Linked DNA regions of Homo sapiens: region 1 is linked to region 2. Evidence: chromatin loops called from intact Hi-C (ENCODE). Cell type or tissue: MCF 10A. All regions are shown on one strand.

The links. Peaks named below come from ENCODE experiments on the same cell type or tissue, not always from the same donor. Only the 100,000 strongest peaks of a DNase experiment are listed, where the experiment ranks them.
Region 1: a loop joins it to region 2, with 8 times the contacts of the local background. A loop is called at or near these places in 8 of 110 quality-filtered maps.

Annotation. Positions count from the first base shown.
Region 1 is chrX:8,738,796-8,746,795 of GRCh38, reverse strand. No RefSeq gene overlaps it. Among named protein-coding and RNA genes, the nearest start is that of ANOS1, 11 kb to the right of the region's middle. In MCF 10A, CTCF peaks have their summits at 3,470 (motif pointing left) and 7,990; a DNase peak (open chromatin) is centred at 3,455.
Region 2 is chrX:9,984,705-9,992,704 of GRCh38, reverse strand. No RefSeq gene overlaps it. Among named protein-coding and RNA genes, the nearest start is that of CLDN34, 21 kb to the right of the region's middle. In MCF 10A, a CTCF peak has its summit at 3,735 (motif pointing left); no DNase peak of the experiment used is centred here.

The sequences.
Region 1 (8,000 bases), 1.2 Mb after region 2:
TACTCCTATGTGATCTCATTTGGCCCATTTTATTTTGAACATTATGCATATAATGCTGATCCTGAAATCCGTGTCTCCCAGGAGAGTGAAAAACTATAAAGAAAGGCATTCCCTCCCTGCAGACAGGCACAGTGAGCTCCACAGAAGGCCAGCCTCATTCTTATGCCTTTGCGTCCTCATAGCTTAGCTCCCACATATCAGTGAGAACACACAATGTTTGGTTTTCCATTCCTGAGTTACTTCACTTAGAATAATAGTCTCCAATCTCATCCAGGGCACTGCAAATGCTGTTAATTCATTGCTTTTTATGGCTGCATAGTATTCCATCATATATATATCACAGTTTCTTTATCTACTTGTTGATTGATTTGGGTTGGTTCCACAATTTTGCAATTGTGAATGGTGCTGCTATAAACATGTGTGTGCAAACATCTTTTTCGAATAATGACTTCTTTTCCTCTGGGTAGATATCCAGTAGCAGGATTGCTGGATCAAATGGTAGTTCTACTTTTAGTTTTTTAAGGAATCTCCACACTGTTTTCCATAGCGACTGTATTAGTTTACATTCCCACCAGCAGTGTAGAAGTGTTCCCTGTTCATCGCACCCATGCCAAAGATTGGAGACTTGGGGAGAAGAGCGGGAGGGGGACGAGAGACAAAAAAACTACAAATATGGTGCAGTGTACACTGCTCAGGTGATGGGTGCACCAAAATCCCACTAATCACCACTGAAGAACTTACTCATGTAACCAAATACAACCTGTACCCCAATAACTTATGGAAAAATAAAAATAATAATAAAAAAAGAAGACCAGTGTCATTGCAAGCATGGGTTGTTTAAACCACGGAGTTCTCATCTTCTCCTCATGTGTCAGTTCCCTGTCTTGGACTCTTTACCTTCTCATTTTTTCTGACAGTGACATATTGTTTCACTAGGTACTTGAGACAGCTCTACAAAAGTCTAGGGCTATTTTATCCCCAAGGCTAACACTTTTCAGTCATCTGAACACTATCTTTTGGTTCCTTATTATTCCTAAGAAAAACACTCAATTACTAAGCCTTATTCTTCTCTGACTTTCCATCCAGAAAGAATACAAAACAAACAAACAAACAAACCATTGCTTTCTGACCCATTCTTTTAACAAATGATGCATTTAATATTGCAACAGAAGCTTAGGACCCTGTGTTGCTGCTTAAGTGACCATGCAGTGTCTGGCACTGTTATTTTGACTTCATTATATTTTTAATTTTCAGGTACACTGAGTTAGATAAATTGTAACTCCTGGTCCGTGACATTTGCAACATTGTTCCAGGTATAGCCCATTTTACTTATTTAGCTAACTATTTAATTAGGTATTGTTAATAGCGTAATGGACACCAGAAAATCCCACTGCCACTAACAAAAGCTAGGCCTTATACAATCAACAAATCCTCCTGTTTTACCCACTATTATCTTATAATCTATGTCTACGATGATCGCTTCTTCCCCTTTTATATAAATTTATTGCATATACTTGTGTTTTTTTTTTTTTTTTGAGACAGAGTCTCCCTCTGTCACCCAGCCTGGGGTGCAGTGGCACGATCTCTGCTCACTGCAACCTTTGCCTCCTGGGTTTAAGCTATTCTCCTGCCTCAGCCTCCTGAGTAGTTGGTACTACAGTGCATGCCACCATGCCCGGCTAATTTTTCTATTTTTGTAGACAGGGTTTTGCCATGTTGGCCAGGCTGGTCTCGAACTCCTGACCTCAAGTGATCCACCCACCTTGGCCTCCCAAAGTGCTGGGATTACAGGCATGAGCCATGGCGCCTGCCCTATTGCATATATTTGCTACTAATAAGTATTTTTTTTATTCTAGTTACCTTTAACTTTATAAAGAGATAGTATATCTTACCATGTGTAGTCTGTTGGCATTTTTTTCACATACTGTTAAGGTTTTTGTTTAACATATGCATTTCTGTAGTTAATTTTAACAGCTGTACAATATTTCAGTATGTGAATGTGCAAGAGTTTATGCAGCTGTTGTCCTATCGATGGACACTTTATTGGTTTCAGGATTTTGATAACGTGAGCTGTGCTGCTGTAAAGTTGCTTGGTCAAGACTTTGATAATATATATGCGGTAGCTTCAGTTGGGTTGCACCAGGAGTGAAAATGAGGGATCGTCATCTATGCGGGTGGTTGGTTTTTTGGTGGTGATGTCCGACTCTTTTCCAGAGTCATTGCATTAATCGATACTCGCACCAGCAAAGTATCAAAGATGCTTTGAAGCCAGGTGCAGCGGTTCATGCCTGTAGTCCCAGCTACTCAGAAGGCTGAGACAGGAAGATCGCTTGAATCCAGGAGTTTGAGACCAGCACGGGCAATAGTAATACCCCATCTCTAATATCTTAAAAATAAAAGATGCTGTAGAGCCATACACTTTCAAAGAAGTTAGCATGGTCAGACTTCTAAATTGCAGCTGAATTAGCATGGTCAGACTTTTATTAAATTGTTGCCAAAGTAAAAAATAACAGAGAGTGTGGGCTTATTTTATATTTTTTCCAATCACCAATGATGCTAAACATGTCTTTTAGAAACACGTTTCTTCCTCTGTCCATGCCTGTTTATAAGATTTTCTCTTTTTTTTTTTTGTTCTGTTTGTGCTCTTTTCTTTTCATGTGTAGGAATTAATTCCATATTCTTTATTCCAACACTTTGTCTGGTGTGTATTGTGAAGGCATTTTCTACCACATTGTAATTAGTCTCTTTTCTTTCTTTAAGATGTCTTTGGTAAACAATATGCCTTAATTTTAACATGACCAAGTGGATTGAAATTTTCTCTCTCTCTGTTTTTTGTTTGTTTGTTTGTTTTGTTTTGTTTTGTTTTTTTGATGGAGTCTTGCTCTGTCACCAGGCTGGAGTGCAGTGGCATGATCTCGGCTCACTACAACCTCCACCTCCCTGGTTCAAGCAATTCCCCTGCCTCAGCTTCCTGGATAGCTGGGATTACAGGCACACGCCACCATGCCCGGCTAATTTTTTTTTTTTTTTTTTTTTTTTTTTTTTTTTTGTATTTTTAGTAGAGACGGGGTTTCACCATGTTCGCCAGACTGGTCTCGAACTCCTGACCTCAGGCAATCCTCCCGCCTCGGCCTCCCAAAGTGCTGAGATTACAGATGTGAGCCACTGCGCCCGGCCTCTCTATCTTTTTTTAGTTAATGCATTTTGTGCTTTACTTAAGAAGTATCTCTCTAATACTAAATTCATCTTTGATCTGACACCTGATTTGTCTCTCAGGTAATGGTTTGAGGATTTCCTTCCTTGCTTCGCTGGTCCTCTTCAGGCTTTGCTGGAGGATAATTCATTATTGCCATCTTAAGCTTTGTCTTCGAAGGTGTCTTGTCTATGAGGGAACTTCAGGCTCCAGTGTCAACTCTGACTTTGGAAGCAAGTTCTGGGGCTTTCTCCCAGGGTAGCCCTTTGGTGCCCCCTGCTGGCAAGTGTAACCAGGACAGCCAGCATTAAATCAGCCAAACTACTAATACATTCTGGGAAGCAGAGAGAATGTGGTCTGATGAATTTTGGGTTTAGGCCTCCATAATTTCAGATAACGTTTATGCTATTCGTAAATTCTTATATCATACTTCTGAACACCTAGAGTAAAAATTACATATTGAATACAACAATTAAGAAGTTGTAAGAAAAAAAGAGGCCGCAAATTGAGGAGTGTCGAGTATTTCCAGTTCCAGGCAAATAATTTGTTGAGCGCCTATCAGAAATAGCCATCAGCCATAAGAAGTGGAGATGGACATGGACATGTAAACAAAGACTTGATAAGGCGTGGCGAACATAATAAAAATGAACAGCATGAAGAAAATACTCAGGAGGTGTCATCTGAGAATGTTAGAAAAGGCTGCCCATAGGACAATACAGTTACCTAAGGTGGGGACAATAATACATTTCTCAGTGCACCAGGGTTGGCAGGCCAAGAGGAGAGACGACCATTTCAGGGGAGAGAGCAACATCCACCACTGGCATGGGCATGGAGTGACAGCGTGAAGGCGCCAGCTGTTTAGTTCTTCCGTAGCGTGGCTGACACTGATGGGTCTGGGGAAAGATGAACTTTGAGGAGGGAAGACATTATAAAGCAACTCTTACTGCATGATAAACAACTGTCACATCAGCAGGGGGGATCCAGCCATGATTTTTAAAGAGGGCAACAATAATAGCATATCCTAATTTTAGAAAGACGTGATAAGAGCTAACACTTCCGGTGGTGTTCACCGATATTAACTCAGTGAATACTTATGACACCACAAAGTTGGTATGTTTTTCCCATTTTCCATTTGAGAACACTGAGCTACAGAGAACATATATAATATCCCCAAGTCCACACTTCTAAAAGCTTCCACAGGGTCGACTGGGGTTCATACCCAGGCAGTCTTTTGCAGGCTCTATGCTTTCAGCAGCTTTTATTTAATTGACCGTCTTGGGTACTTTTGCAATAGGCCAGGCACGCTTCCTGCACTGGGCAATGGGGGCTGGGTTCCTGAGGCAGGATTGTGCGTGTGTCTCGCCCTTGGAAACGCCCAACAGGGAGTTGGTCTTACGTAGCGTAGTGAAAGCTCAGGGCAGAGGTGGTTGAGAGAGACACATGCAAATCTTACAGCTCTGCAGAGCAACTAGGGAAAGGCCCCCAAGGAGCCACTCGTAGACACCGCCTCTTTGCATAGCTGCTTGACCCAAAGCAGAGTCTTCATCTCTGGGAAGGAAACTCAGGGTCTGTGGTGGGCCCCGGTCAAAAATAAATGACCCACACCTGGGCCAGAGCCCCTCACCCAAGTGGACACCAAGTCAGGACTGGCAAACGAGATTCTGGTTTTCACAGCATAGAGAGAAGACAGAGCCCCAGTACTGACTGGGCTCTGTAAGGTAGAGCAACAGTGTCCTCAATTCCTGCCACATGGACTTCTTTCCCATGCAAAGCCTCCTTGTCCAACTTGCCCTTCGATTCTATCACATGGAACAGATTATTTCAAGAACAGTGACGAATCCAGAAGGATGTAAAAAGAGGCTCCAGGGAAAAAAACTGAGGAAGAGACATGGGAAATCTAGGGATATGTGCTGTTTAGGAACAGGAGTTTCAAAGGAAGGGGTCTTGGGAATAAGTCAGTTCCATAAGCTCAACAAGGTAAGAGCAAAGCAGATGGGGAGATTTTTGTATCCTCAGCAAGAAGTAATTCCCTTGTCTGCTGAGTGGCTTGAAGACCACTGAGTGGGAAATCTTCTGGTCCAAAATGACAGAAAAGACCCGTGTTCTACTTTGAAAAAATGAACAACGATAATGAGGACAGGATATAACTGCTAATCTAGAATTCTGTTGTAGAAAGAGTATTCTCCAAAAATAAAAATGAAACAAAGACATGGCAATGCATCCCCTCAAAAAGAAATCTGAGGCCGGGCATGGTGGCTCACGCCTGTAATCCCAGCACTTTGGGAGGCCGAGGCGGGCAAATCACCTGAAGTCGGGAGTTCAAGACCAGCCTGGCCAACATGGAGAAACCCTTTCTCTACTAAAAAACACAAAATTAGCCGGACGTGGTGGCGCATGCCTGTAATCCCAGCTACTTGGGAGGCTGAGGCAGAAGAATCACTTGAACCCAGGAGGCGGAGGTTGCGGTGAGCCGAGATCGCACCATTGCACTCCAGCCTGGGCAAAAAGAGCGAAACTCCATCTCAAAAAAAAAAAAAAAAAAAAGGAAATCTGAGAAAATCTGTTTCCAATAGAACCATACTAATATATATATACAGTTGCATATATTTAACTTCTTCCAGCAGAAGGAATGATCCCAGATGGAAACATGGAAATATAAGAAAGAAGAAGCAATGTAAAGGATAAATAAATATTAAATCATAATGAATATTGAGTGTATAAAACAAAAATAATAAGGCTTGTAAAATTTAAATTATATAATTAGAATTAAAATGTACAAACTGACAAAGAAAAATAGAGTCTACAAATAGTCCTTGTACTTATGGAAATTTTGTGTATATATACATACAAAATTGTATCTATCTAAATTATCTATCTATCTATCTATCTATCTATCTATCTATCTATCTATCTATCTATGATGTCTTATAATCCCTTAATGTCTGAGTAGGCAGTTATGATAGTCATAACTTTAAAGTTTTTGCAGACAATGATAAAAAGTCTTTTGATTTTAAATAAACAATGAACATGTGCACCTAATCTTCTGAAAACAGAAAAGGGTTTAGATCTCTTTTCATTTCTTTCTTTGTGCATAATGCCAGGAAGCAGTAATTCACTGGGCGACATCCTACTAATATAAATGAGCTGACCATTTCTCCAATCACGCCACTGGTCTTCACTGGCTTCCTCTGTATCAGTAATTCAGGAGCATTTCTGCCTGTATGAATGCTCTCAACTGAATGCTTTTCCTAGCACCGTCCTCCTCCATATATGAAAAGCATTATGAACATTGAGATGCTGGAAATAAATTCCTCAGGGATAAATACCACCTGAACTCTCATCAATTCAGAATGGTAGCTACTAATTATTTGCAGGAGAGGAAAAAGAAAAGTGTTGAATACATATGGACACCTCCCCTTCAGTTTCTTTTTGAGCACAGAAGTTGTTACCATGTTGCTAACTACCTTAGCTATCTCAGGCAATGTCCAGAAAGACCAGGAAGAAACATTCCCATTAGGAATCGCCATTTAAACATCAAGTGAATCCCATTCACCATCTTTTTTTCTTTTCTGTTTTCTTATTATTTTAGAAAACAGGGTCTCACTTTGTTACCCAGCATGGAGTGCAGTGGTGCAATCACAGCTCACTGCAGCCTCAACCTCCCAGGCTCAGGCGATCTTACTTCAGCCTCTCTGGGACTAGGGGTGTGTGCCACTTGCCCTGATTATTTTATTTTATTTATTTATTTATTTATTTGGCAGAGACAAGGTCTTGTTATGTTGCCCAGGCTCCATTTACCATGTTTGATATTCAACTGTTGTCCATCTGTGTCCCAGTGAAACACAGATTGCTAAGAAAACAAAAGGCGAAGTGAACTCCTGGCCTTGGCACTCCATGGAACTCAAAGTCGACCTTTGATGTGCTACATAGTGCCTGAGGAGGGCTGGGCATTCAGAGTCCCAGAAACAATGAGGAGAAGAGACCAGAAGGGAGTCAGCTTTGCTCTCTGACTCTGAAACACCCAAAATTCAATCTCAGAGCGGAATATTCTCCAGTTGGTTCATGCTAGCCACTACAGAAAATCCTGGAAATAAAATATGTCTCTTTGTTTTGTTTTATTTGTGGTCCTAGGGGATGCTTTTTATTAGCTCCAGTGGATACAGAAGAGGAAACAGTTAGTTCATGCCTTAGTTACATTCAGAGGCCCTGCCCGCTTGGTCTTGGAGCAATGCAGGGCTTCCCCCAGGTTTCCAAACATGTTTATGTTCATCTCTTGGCTGTTGTCTCATCTTGTGCAGAGCGGCTGGCGAGTGTTGAAAGGTAGTTTCTGGGTCTTCTTCATGTTCTCTAAGGCAGCAGATAAAGCCTGTCAACTTTTTTTGCCCTTCTTTTCCCTGGCGTCAAATTTTATTCATATGTTCTCACATTTTACAAAATCTTAAAAAGCAAGCCATGTAGGAGCTGCAAAAAAAGTGGTTCCAAACAGATGCTTCCATAGATGTAATTCACAGTCCACCTTTGTCAGTTAATTTTGTAGGGAATATTTGGAAAGTGTTTAAAAGTTAGGAAAAAATTGTTTGAAACTGCTATACTAATCTCCCTAATTTAGGTCAGTGTGACTGTAGAGATGCAGGAACGCCTTGCAATATTGAAATCCACACTGGAAGTAATTAAGTTAGTGCTAAGTGAAAATGTGGCATGATTACCCCAGTCAGATATATGCTGTAGAGTGGACAGCTTTGTCCTAAAATTAGGTTATCTCACAGAGACGGTTCTGTGCTTTCCTTCCCGTTTTATTTAAATGGCC
Region 2 (8,000 bases):
GTACATAGTAGGTGTATATAGTAGGAAAGTACAGAAGAAGTCTGAAACTAGCAGAGGCTAGTTCATGAAGTTTAAGGAAAGAAGCCGTCTCCATAACATAAAAGTGCTGACGGAGAGATCGCAGCAAGTTCTCCAGAAGACCTAGCTGAAATCACGGATGGAAGCCGGGCTGGGTATCCTTTGGCATTCACGCCCCGGGGCTCCATGTCCTGTGAGAGGGGATCTGGCTCCCGGGGTCTATGGCAAGACCATCGTCCCCAGAACGTGCAGAAGCAGGCCGAGCTGAAGGGGAGGGCAGAGAATCGGATTCCCCAGGGCACAGTGAAGCTGGTACCACGCACCCACGAGGACGCCCCTACCATAGACTTCCAGGCTGCTCCAAAGCTCGCTCAGCGCCCACTGCCCCTGGGCCGCCACCCCCGCCTCCGGGAGGAAGGGCCCCAGGCCGGTAGCTCTGCAGCCGCGGGCGCAGTCAGAGCCGCTCTGCTCTCACAGCGCTGCGGTGCCGCGGGGCCCTGTCCCAGCTGCCTCCTTCCGCGGGCTCAGCTGTCTCCACGAAAACCCACGACTGTTCCGAGTGGCATCTGGAACAGTGAGTCCTTTCCGTTGGATTGGCCCAGATGCATCAGAGGAATCGCTCTCTATGGCGGCTATAGCTTTATGAAATGGACTTCTTCAACAATAAGACTTGAAAGGGGAGATGATCCGTGGAGCCATGGGCTGCAGAATGCATGTTGTGCTCGCAGGCCTGAAAACAATGTGAATCTCCCTGGAGCTCTCCCTCAGAGCTCTTGGGTGACCAGGTGCCTTGTCAATGGGTAGTAGCATTTGAAAAGGAATCTTTTTTCTGAGCAGTACTTCTCAACAGTGGGCTTAAAACACTCGGTAAACCAGTAAACCATGCTCTAGACAGACGTGCTGTCATCCGGGCTTTGTTCCATTTCTAGAGCACAGGCAGAGTAGATTTAGCATCATTCTTAAGGGCCTTAGGATTTTTGGAACGGCAAATGAGTGTCGGCTTCAATTTAAAGTCACCAGCTGCATTAGCCCCTGACAAGAGGCAGCCTGTCCTTTGAAGCTGTGAAGCCTCTCCAGGTATGAAAGTCCTAGTAGCATCTTCTTCCAATATAAGCCCATTCGTCTACATTGAAAATGTGTTGTTGAGTGTGGCCACCTTCATCCGTGGTCTCAGCTAGGTCTTCTGGAGCACTTGCTGCTGCACCCTGCACTTTTATGTTATGGAGACGGCTTCTTTCCTTAAGCTTCATGAACTAGCCTCTGCTAGCTTCAAACTTCTTCAGTAGTTTCCTACTATATACACCTACTATGTACTCGCAATCATTGTTTATGTATTATTTACTTATTTATTTTTTGAGACAGTCTTGCTCTGTCACCCCCGCCAGAGTGCAATGGCACAATCTCGGCTCACTGCAACCTCTGCCTCCCGGGTTCAAGTGATTCTCCTGACTCAGCCTCCCGAGTAGCTGGGATTACAGGTGCCTGCCACCATGCCCGCCTAATTTTTGAATTTTTAGTAGAGACGGGGTTTCACCATGTTGGCCAGGCTGGTCTCGAACTTCTGGCCTAAGGTGATCTGCCCACCTCGGCCTCCCAAAGTGTTGGGATTACAGGCATGAGCCACCGTGCCCGGCCACAAACTTTTTTTTTTTTAAATTTTAAAAAGCAAACAATTGTATGGGGTGGCACATTTTGCTTTAAAAACATGTCATTTCCTGTTTCCAGCACACATCTGTGAACATGAAGATAATTTCAGAGTGTTAATCTTGGTTATACCTGAGTAGTGCCACAACAGGTGATTTAGAGTTTTATCCTATTCTGTATACCAACTTTGCAATAAATATATAGTAATTCTTTCATAAAAATTAACAATATAATGAATAATTTGCTTGTGCAAGTAACATGTCAAAATAAACAACTGAGCAATGAACAGCAATAGTGTTCAATTTCAGGACAAATACTGTACTCGGAAGGGCTTATGCTGCCACCTTGCAGAAGAATGCTTTATGAATGTAGAGTAATTTATAAAATCCAGATGTGTTCATTATTTATAACTTTTATTAAAAATTCATACATGCTCAGTATAGAACAAAGAATCCATAAAAGTACAAAGAAAGAAAAAATTACCCATAATTTCACTTTACCATTGACTCAAGATTCTGAGTTCCTAGGTAGGAGAGATACACAAATCAGGGTATAATAGTTCTCTCAGTATAAAGTCAGCTTTTCTGCTATTTAGGTGCTAATCTTGGACATGGTTCTTATACTTGATTCTTGCTTTGTTTACCTAAAATCAAGTTTCTTCATTTATACAAATATCTAGTAGTTTGACCCTTTGACCCTGTTCAGATATTCAGATATCTTGGTTGCTTTAATTTCTTTTCTTTTTTTTTTTTTTTTTTTTTTGAGACAGAGTTTTGCTCTCGTTGCCCAGGCTAGAGTGCAATGGCTCCATCTCAGGCTCACCGCAACCTCCACCTCCTGGGTTCAAGCAATTCTTCTGCCTCAGCCTCCCAAGTAGCTGGGATTACAGGCACCCATCACCACATCCGGCTAATTTTGTAATTTTAGTAGAAATGGGGTTTCTCCATGTTGCTCAGGCTGGTCTCGAACTCCCGGCCTCAGGTGATCCACTTGCCTCGGCCTCCCAAAGTGCTGGGATTACAGGCGAGAGCCACCACGCCTGGCCAGTTCTTTTCTTTTCTATTAAAAATAAATGTTGCCATGAACATCTCACACACACACACACACATACACACACACACACACACACACCCACAGACATACCTTGGATATATTGCAGGTTCAGTTCCAGACCACCAAAATAATGCAAATATCTCTATAACCTGAGTCGCATATTTTTTTTGGTTTTCCAATGCATATAAACATTATGTTTACTCTATATTGTAGTCTTCAGTGTGCAATAGTATTATGCCTTAAAAAAATGTAGTATCCTAAATTAAAATTACTATATTGCAGGCCGGGCGAGGTGGCTCATGCCTGTGATCCCGCCACTTTGGGAGGCCTAGGCGGGAGGATTGCTTGAGCTCAGGAATTCAAGACCAGCCTGGACAACATGGCAATACCCCATCTCTACAAAAAATACAAAAATTAGCCAGGCGTGGTGGTGCACACCTGTAGTCCCAACTATTCTGGAGGCTGAGGTGGGAGGATCGCTTGCGCCCGGGTGGTTGAGGCTTCAGTGAGCCGTGATAGTGCCACTGCACTCCAGGAGTCTGGGCGAGAGTGAGACCTAGTCTCAAAAAACAAAAAACACTTTATTGCTAAAAAATGCTAAGGATCATGTGAGCATTTAGTGAGTTGTAATCATTTTGCTGGTGGAGGGTCTTGCCTTTATGTCGCTGGCTGCTGACTGATCAGGGTGGTGATTGCTGAAGGCTGGGTTGGCTATGGCAATTTCTTAAAATAACACAGCAAGGAAGTTTGCTGCATCAATTGGCTCTACCTTTCACAAAAGATTTCTCTGTAGCATGCGATGCTTTTTGATAGCATTTTACTCACATTAGAACTTCTTTCAAAAGTAGAGTCAATCTTTTCAAGCCCTGTTACTGGTTTATCAACTAGGTTGACATAATATTCTAATCCTTTGTGCAAGTAACATGTCAAAATAAACACCTAGTCAATTAACAGCAGTAATGTTCAATGTCAGACCAAATACTGTGTTCTGAGACAATTTTTGCTATTTTGACGTGCTTATGCTGTCACCTGGTGGAGAAATGGAAGAATCCCACTAATTTATCAACTAAGTTTATGGAATATTCTAATCTTTTGTTGTCATTTCAATAATGTTCACAACATCTTCACCAGGAGGAGATTGTGTCTTAAGAAACTACTTTCTTTGCTCATCCATAAGAAGCAACTCCTGATCCAGGGACAATGGCTCACACCTGTAATTCCAACACTTTGGGAGGCCAAGGCAGGAAGGTCTCTTAAGCAGGAGTTCGAGACCAGCATGGACAACAAAGTGAGACCCCCATCTCTGCAAAAAAAAAAATAAACTATTAGCCGGGCATGGTGGCACATGACTGTAGTCTCAGCTACTCGGGAGGCTGAGGCTATAGTGAGCCGAGATCACACCACTGCACTCCAGCCTGGGTGACAGAGTGAGACCCTGTTTAAAAAAATTAAAATAAAAGTAGTACTTGGATATTGTTTTTAAAAAGAAAGAAAAAGCTCAATCAATGCATGGAGTATGAACAAGTAAATAAAAATCACCTATAATTTCATCATAGTTAACATTTTAGCCCATTTCCACCCCATCTTTATCCAGCTCATATTTTTCAAGCTGGAATCTTCTTTTATATGCATTTTGGTTTTTGTTGTTCTTTGCTCTGTATTTTTCCCATTTTATTATGAACCTTTTTTTTTTTTGAGACAGGGTCTCACTTTTTCACTCAGGCTGGAGTGAAGTGGCGTGATCATAGCTCCTTGCAGCCGTTAACTCCGGGGCTCAATAGACCCTCCTCCCTCAGCTTCTTGAGTATTTGGGACCACAGGCATGCAACACCACATCCAACTAATTTTTGTAAAAATTTTTAGTAGAAACAAGGTCTCCTTATGTTGCCCAGGCTGGTCTTGAACTCCTGGGCTCCATCGATCCTCCCGCCTCAGCCTCCCAAAGTGTTGGGATTACAGGCGTGAGCCACTGTGTCCAGCCAAAAACTTTCCCATATTAAACAAGGTTGAAAAAATTTTAGCGAACAACTCAAATACCACCCAGATTCTCTCATTAACATTCTACTGTATTTTCCTTTTTCTTTTTATTCATTTTTCTGCTCTGATAAGAGGCAGATTACTATAGTCTTTTTCATGTACCTATTCATTTGTTCATCCCTCTATCCATCCATCAATCCATCTTATTCTTTCATACATTTCATAGTAAATTGCAGACATCAGTACACATCCCCCTAAGTTTTCAGCAAGTATGCCACTAACTAGAGATTGATATGTGTTTACACTGGTTTTCTTTGGATATAAACTTTACACTTAATAAACTGTAACAATCTTAATACATGCAGGTTTTGCTCATTTTTTGCATTTGCCGATTTTCATAAACATTTTGCTTAGCATCACATTAAGCCAACAAATTAATCTCAGAAGGTGGAACAACTTTGCAAAATTTAATTTCCCCATCTGGGACTGGGGACATGTCTCCATGGCTTCTTTTGGCTCTTACTAAGGTTGAGCAGTTTGCAACATACAGGGTCTTGCACATTTCATATTAAGCTTATTGCTAGATATTTGGGAGTTTATTGCTTTTTTGTGTGAAAGTACTCTGTTTCAATTCTAATTTCAAACTGGCTCATTGTGTAGGAACACGAAAAGATTGTTGATGTTTGTGTATTTAGTATCCAGCTATATAATTGAACTTTCTGTTGTAGTGTAATAACTTTTCTTGGACTTTTTTTAGGTATAGGGTCAACTTAGCTGAACAAAGATTCACACACCCTTCTAGGATAATTATACCTCTTTTCTCTGTCTCCTGACTTACAGCACCCTGGCTAGAACTTCCAGAACAATCTAGCTGGGCGTGGTGGTGTACGCCTGTAATCCCAGCTATTCAGGAGGCTGAGGCAGGAGAATCGCTTGAACCTGGGAGGCAGAGGCTGCAGTGAGCCAAGATCACGCCATTGCATTCTAGCCTGGGCAACAGACTGAGACTCCGTCTCAAAAAAAAAAAAAAAAAAAAAAAAAAAAGGAACTTCCAGAGCAATCTTACGTAACTTTGGTAATGACAAGTTTTCAAGTCTGGTTCCCTATTTTCAGGGAATTCTTCTAATGTAGTGATTCACAAGTGTGGGAAGACCAGGGTCAGTGAAGGGGGTGCTTTGCTGGGGGGAGGGTGGATTTGAACAAGGCCCCACAGGCGATCCTGAAATGGCCCCCACCACTCCAAGGTTAGAAAAAACTGTACTAATCCTTCATCGTTAAAGATATATTTAAGTGTTCGTTTAAGATAGACAGCATTGAATGAAGTGTCTTTTGTTTTTTTAGTTTACAAAGGGTGCTTATCGGAAATTAATGTGGAACTCTCTCGCTCTTTCTCTCTTTATATATATATATATATATACCAGTTTTACTGAGGTATAATCCACATACTGTACAACTCGCCTGTGTAAAGCATACAATGCAGTGGTTTTTAGTACATTCACAAGGTTGTGCGACCATTGTCACCATCAATTTCAGAACATTTTTGTCCCTCCTAAAACGACCCCTGTGCCCATGAGCAGTCACTCCCCATTCCCCTCTTCCCAGCCCCTGCCCACCATTCATCTACTTTCTGTTTCTATGAATTTCTCTACTCTGGACATTTCATATAAATGGAATTGTACAATTTGTGGCCTTTTGTGTCTGACTTTTTTCACTCGACATCATGTTTTCAAGGTTCATCCACATCGTGTTTGCAAGGTAGTGGTAGGAAAACAAAAGCTGTTTCCCGATTTCTTCCCACCAAGTTCAGCTGTTTCAATGATCCTATGACGAAGATTGTGCCACAAGGAATAGCCTTGTGGATGTGACAGTTACCATCCACGGGCCCACTGTGTCCTAGTGGAACTCCATTCAGAGCCTGGGTTTGATGACCTTATGGGATTTCTTCTGGACCTTTCAGTGAGGACTCTATCACTACACGGTCCGTCGCATCTGGCTTACTCACAGCTACCCAAACCCCACCTCGGCTGTAGTAGCCAGGAAGTTGAAGGCCTGAAGTGCATTTACCAGCCAAGGTTTCAGCATCTCGTCACACACTGCCTCAGTAGCTTACGAACAACATGAGAGGCCTCCGTGAGCACGGGAAGTTGCCCAACGGAGAAGTGCAGGTGTCCCCTCCGGTCACCGCATTTGCTTGTCCTCTGTTTCCCAGTAACCCCCACATCCCGGCACTGCTGCCCCTCCATCTCTCTTCCTCTCTCCCCACGGCTCTGCCATGCCCCTGATTTGGGCCATCACCACCTCTCCTTGGAATTGCTGTCCCACCTGTCACCAGCCTCTGCCTCCAGCTTGGCAAGGCTGCCTGACAAGAATGACCGCCAAGGCCTCTGGTGCCTGATCCAATCTTGCCCACCTCTTGAGGCCAGATTCCTTCCAGGTTAATGGGGGCAGAAAGAGAACTGTGAGCTCCCGTCTGTGGGGATCTCACTCATGCACAGGTTGAGAGCCAGAGTGGCATTCATGAGCAGAAACTTCTTTTCCTGGTGTAGGTCTGTGAACAATCCCTCAGGGCACTTTCATCAACATGTCATCGTCACCAGAATCCATAGTTGACATTAGGGTTCATCCTTGGTGTTGTACATTCTATGGATTTGGACAAACGTACAATGATATGTGTTCATCATTATGGTAGCATACAGATAGTTTCACTGCCCTAAAAATCCTCTGCAATCCCCTCTTCATCTTTCCTTCTTCTCTAGCCCCTGGAAACCACCGATTGTTTTACTGTCTCCATAGTTTTGCCGTTTCCAGAGGGTCACACTGTTGAACTCTTACCGTCCGTAGCCTTTCAGATGGGCTTCTTTCACTGGGAAATATGCATTTAGGGTTCCTCCATGTCTTGTCATGGCTTGATAGCTCATTTCTTTTTGTGCTGAAAAATATCCAATTGTCTTAATGTATCACATTGTTTATCCACTCATCTACCAAAGGACATCTTTGTTACTTCCAAGTTTTGGCAATTATGAGTAAAGCTGCTATAATCATCTGTGCGCAGGTTTTTCTGTGGACGTGAATTCTCAGCTCATTTGGATAAAAACCAAGGAACACAATTGTGGGATCATAAGGGTCTGTCTCTTCTAATTCAAAATGATCCCAATCTCTGGTTTTAATGGAAGGTGTGGGTAATTAATTAGATGTTTTCTCTGAAGGTAGGTTTAGGAATGATGGAACCAGATACAGATACCAAACCCTGGAAGAGACAATACTAAAGAGAATTTAAAATAATTAAAAGTGAAGAAATACTCTTTTTA